Linked DNA regions of Homo sapiens: region 1 is linked to region 2. A link is an interaction called in ENCODE POLR2A ChIA-PET data of the cell type or tissue named here. Cell type or tissue: OCI-LY7. All regions are shown on one strand. Region 1 has its middle 8.4 kb from the start of TTC7A. Region 2 overlaps SOCS5 (suppressor of cytokine signaling 5).

Region 1 (2,500 bases), 190 kb before region 2:
TGTGTACTGACTCAAAAATTTATTATGGATGATTATTATGACATTCTCCTCGCCTTCATCAAATCATTCTTATACTAGTTGTCACAATGGCTGTGAGTAGTTGGGCTGGAGGTCACCAAGTGCTCCCAGCCATCAGAAGTAGAGCACCAAGCCTAATGAGATGCCCTCCCCACCTTCCACTCTGGCCTCTTCTTTCATACTTACCATGTGGGGTCCCTTAGAGCCCTGTGTTCCCAGCACATGCTAGATTTCTGACCAGTGCTCTGACTTTTTTATGACACTCCACCTTGCTGTCACCCTAGAAATCCTAAATTTAAATATAAATTAAACATTTGCTTCATGATCAACAGTCATTTCAGCCACTCAGATCATCAGTATATGCGAAGTAGAGCACAATGACAACTGCCTTCCCAACTTTATGTAGTCATGTGCATGGCTCAGGATCGCTACATTCGGAAATCAACTTTTACTCATTACCATGATCATTGGCTCAGAGCACATCCTGCCCATGGTATCTTATGTCTTACTTAATTTCAATACTGAACCAGCCCTCCCAGAATGTTGTCATTAAAACTCTGCCAGGAGCTGGCTATATGGTCTTTTCCTTTGTCAGCTGCCAGAAAAACTACATGTAATCATTACGCTAAGAGATGAAGTCCTACAAAGGCAAGCTTCAGAATCATGAATTCTTTGTGCTTGCACATAGTAGACACTCAGTAATTATTTGTTATATTAATTTTAGAATCTCAGAATGTTGAAGATTTTCCCACACTTGGAGATGAGAGCTTTGGGGTGTTTTTTATCCCCAGCCACTCACTTCATGATTGAGATACCAATATCTCTCCAGGCACTGCCCTCCCTCCCACCATCCCAGTCCCTTCTGTTCCTCGGGGTCCCAGGTGACTCTTAATTCTTGTTAGTGGCTTCTATGTCATTTTGCAAGACTGCTACAATGGGCCCCTCTCCAGAGCAGGAGCCCATGATTTCTCCATCTTGCCCAGTGCTGGTTCTCTGCCCAGCTACTGCCATCCTGAGGGAGAGAAGCCATCCCAACCCACAAGGGCTCAGAGCCTTTTCAGTGCAGCTTAGCTGGTCTGGTTTTAAGTCCCATCACTCCTAAGGCTAGCCTTGAGTGTCTGGCCACTCAGAGATTATAGCAGTTTTGAGCCTTAAAATATATCTTTGCTCCATCTGTTTTTTTTTTTTTTTTTGAGATGGAGTCTCACTCTGTTGCTCAGGCTGGAGTGCAGTGGTGCGATCTGCGCTTGCTGCAACCTCTGCCTCCTGGGTTCAAGCGATCCTCCTGCCTCAGCTGCTTGAGTAGCTGGGACTACAAGCATGCACCACCACTCTTGGCTAATTTTTGTATCTTTAGCAGAGATGGGGTTTCACCTTGTTGGCCAAACTGGTCTCGAACTCCTAAACTCAGGTGATCCACCCATCTTGGCCTCCCAAATTGCTGGGATTACAGGCCTGAGCCACTGCACCTGGCCTCCACCTGCTTCTATATTAATCTTTCTTTCTCTTTCTTTTCTTCCTCTTTTTCTTCTCTTTTAAAAACATTTTTTGTTGTGTAAAATAACACAAAAGAAAGTGCATAGATGTAATCATTATACAGCAAACTCTTATTAACCATCAACTAGGGTCAATAAATAAGGTTTCAGGCTGGGCACAATGGCTTACGCCTGTAATCCCAGCACTTTGGGAGGCCAAGGTGCGAGGATCATATGAGGTCAAGAGTTTGAGACCAGCCTGGTCAACATGGTGAAACCCCATCTCTACTAAAAATACAAAAATTAGCCAAGTATGGTGGGGGCACCTGTAATCCCAGCTACTTGGGAGGCTGAGGCACAGGAATTGCTTGAACCGAGGAGGAAGAGGTTGCAGTGAGCCAAGACCCCGCCACTGCACTCCAGCCTGGGTGACAGAGCAAGACTCTGTCTCAAAAAAAAAAAAAAGAATCCCAGAAGCCCTACATTGCTTTCTGATATCTTTTCTCAGATTTAGGAAGTTTTTTCTATTCCTAGTTTGTTAAAGGTTTTTTAAAAACATTATGATTGAAATTGAATTTTACGAATACTTCTTTGCACTTACTGAGATTGTCATATGATTTTTCTTCCTTAGATCCATTAATATGGTGAAATACTTTGATTTTCAAAGGTTAAACCGTCCTCACATTTCTGGAATCAACTTAGTTGTATTAATTTCCTATTGCTTCTTAACAAATTAGCACACATTTAAATGGCTTTAAACAACATGTATTCATTATCTTAAAATTCCTGAGGTCAGAAGTCCAAAGTAGGTCTTATGAACTAAATCAAGGTGTTGGCAGAGCTGCATTTCTTCTCAAATCTACTACTCATGATTTGACAGGGATTTATCAATTTTATTTATTTATTTATTTATTTATTTATTTATTATTGTCTGTTTTTGTTTTTTCCCCCAAAGAACCAGCTGGCCTCTAGAAACATGAAAAGGGAAGATCAGTTCTAGAGGCCGA
Region 2 (2,500 bases):
AATGCGTGCCCCTTTTTGGATCTACCCTCCCTGACACCATAAGAAAAAGGAAAATTTGTCCAGACACAGTGGCTCATGCTTATAATCCCAACACTTTTGGAGGCTGAGGCAGGAGGATCGCTTGAGCCCAGGAGTTTGAGACCAGCCTGAGCAACAGACAGACCCTGTCTCTACAATAAGATTTTCTAAAATTAGCCAGGCCAAGTGGCATGCATCTGTGGTCCCAGCGACTCATGAGGCTGAGGTGGGAGGATTGCTGGAACCTGGGAGGCTGAGGCTGCAGTGAGCCAAGTTCGTACCACTGCACTCCAGCCTGGGTGACAGAGTGAGACTGTGTCAAAAAAAAAAAAAAAAGAAAAAGAAAAGAGAAAAGACAATGGAAACATCTTAAAATTAGTCTTTAGCAGGATATTTGAGAAGGGTATCGGGAGAAGTAAAGGCAAATAAGGATAACTTTTAATCACGTAAGAAAACAAATGTAGAGAAGCATGTTGAACAAAATCATCAACTAGAAACTCCAAGTAATACAGCTTAGTTTTGGTTTTACCAATTAGCATGTAACATACAAATTTAGTTTTTAGAAATAGGACAATCAAGAAATCTTTAGTTTATTAACAACTAAAATTAAACCTAACCTATCAAAAGCTCAGAATCTGAAAAGATTTTTTAAATATTCATTTTAACATTTGCTGAGTACCACATGTGGACAATATGACGATAAAGTTCAAGCTCTCAGATGTAAATATTTAAAGCTCTTTCTCTATGCCTATTTACTCTAAATTGACCTTCAATTTAAGCAAACTTTATTTGCTAGACACCAAGGGCATAGCAGCTTAGAAACTGCAAATTAGAAGGGTTGGGGATGTGGTTATAGAGGAGTACTACGTGTAAGTACAATGACCACAGGAAGAGAAGAACAAAGAAACCTTAAAAAGTGTAACAGCCCAGGGCCACAGACTACATGGACACATTATGCAAGACATAAAAAAGGGAACACATGGAGATATAAAACAGATTTAAAAGAGACTAGCCGGGCATAGTGGCTCATGCCTGTAATCTCAGCACTTTGGGAGGCCAAGGCAGACAGACTGCTTGAGCCCAGGAGTTTGAGACCAGCCTGGGCAACAAGGCAAAACCCTGCCTCTATATACAAAAGTTAGCCAGGTATGGTGGTGTGCGCCTGTGGTTCCAGTTACTCTGGAGGCTGAGGTGGGAGGATCACTTGAGCCCAGGAGGTAAAGGCTGCAGTGAGCTGTGACTGCACTATCACACTCCAGCCTGACCAACAGAGCAAAATCCTGTCTCAAAAAAAAGTAAGAGACCACTATGAACAACTGTAAGCAAATAAATTTAAAAACTAAGAAGAAATGACTAGATTTTTAGAAAAACATAAATTACCAAAACTGACTCAAGAAGAAATTAAAAATCAGTAGCCGTTAAAGACTTTGAATCAGTAATTAAAATCTTTGCTCAAGGAAAACACCAGCCCATGCAAACTGTTCTAGGCAGAAGAAACAAATCTGTCTAGCAACCTTGATATGTAATCACTGATGGCCAGAACAAGAGATCAAAAGAGATGCAACAGCCAGCTCAATAAGGCAAAAAAAAAAAAAAAAAAAAAGAAATAAAGTCATGCAAATTGGAAAAGAGAAAATAAAACTCCATTTTCTGATGATGTGATTGTCTACATAGCAAACCCTAAGGAATCTTAAAAAAGAAAGAAAAGTAAACTAAGTGAGTTTAGCAGGGTCACAGGATACAAGATCAACACACAAAGATCAATTACATAACTATATACCGTACTAACAACAAACATGTAGAAACCAAAATTAAAAGAGATGTAACAAAAATATATAACCTTAAAGGAGACAGGCTGATGGGATCTTTTTTTTTTTTTGAGATGGAGTCTCTGTCGCCCAGGCTGGAGTGCAGTGGTGCAATCTCGGCTCACTGCAACCTCTACCTCTCAGGTTCACACCATTCTCCTGCCTCAGCCTCCCGAGTAGCTGGGACTACAGATGTCCGCCACCACGCCTGGCTAATTTTTTGTATTTTTACTAGAGACGGGTTTTCACCGTGTTAGCCAGGATGGTCTCAATCTCCTGACCTTGTAATCCACCCACCTCGGCCTCCCAAAGTGCTGGGATTACAGGCGTGAGCCACCCGGCCCTGATGGAATATTTCTATACTCCAAAGGAGAAGATTCAAATGGCAGGAGAGAAAACATGCTAGATATTCTAGAGTTACCACTGCCTTTGTACTTACTCTGGGGAGTGGTGAATAATAAGAATGTGAGTCTATAGCCTACTTCACAACCATATTGGGCCTATCCCTCTTCTCCATCTCCACTGCCCCCTAACAGGTTCAGTCTTCATCATTTGCATGGATGAATCAGATGCCTAAACAGTCTACCTTTCTCCACCCTCACTCCCTTCTGGAGCATCCTTCATAATATTGATCCCAGGATTTCAAGCATCAGAGAAAAAAAAAAAACTCAAAG

Evidence for each region. Peaks named below come from ENCODE experiments on the same cell type or tissue, not always from the same donor. Only the 100,000 strongest peaks of a DNase experiment are listed, where the experiment ranks them.
Region 1: POLR2A ChIA-PET joins it to region 2 with 6 read pairs; 2 of 35 experiments call an interaction of 5 or more read pairs at or near these places.

What each region holds. Positions count from the first base shown.
Region 1 is chr2:46,931,612-46,934,111 of GRCh38, reverse strand. It overlaps a transcript of MCFD2 not described here and a transcript of TTC7A not described here. Among named protein-coding and RNA genes, the nearest start is that of TTC7A, 8.4 kb to the left of the region's middle. In OCI-LY7, no CTCF peak of the experiment used is centred here; no DNase peak of the experiment used is centred here; H3K27ac peaks cover 1,042 bases.
Region 2 is chr2:46,746,044-46,748,543 of GRCh38, reverse strand. All of the region lies in intron 1 of SOCS5 (suppressor of cytokine signaling 5), which reads right to left. Among named protein-coding and RNA genes, the nearest start is that of SOCS5, 48 kb to the right of the region's middle. In OCI-LY7, no CTCF peak of the experiment used is centred here; no DNase peak of the experiment used is centred here.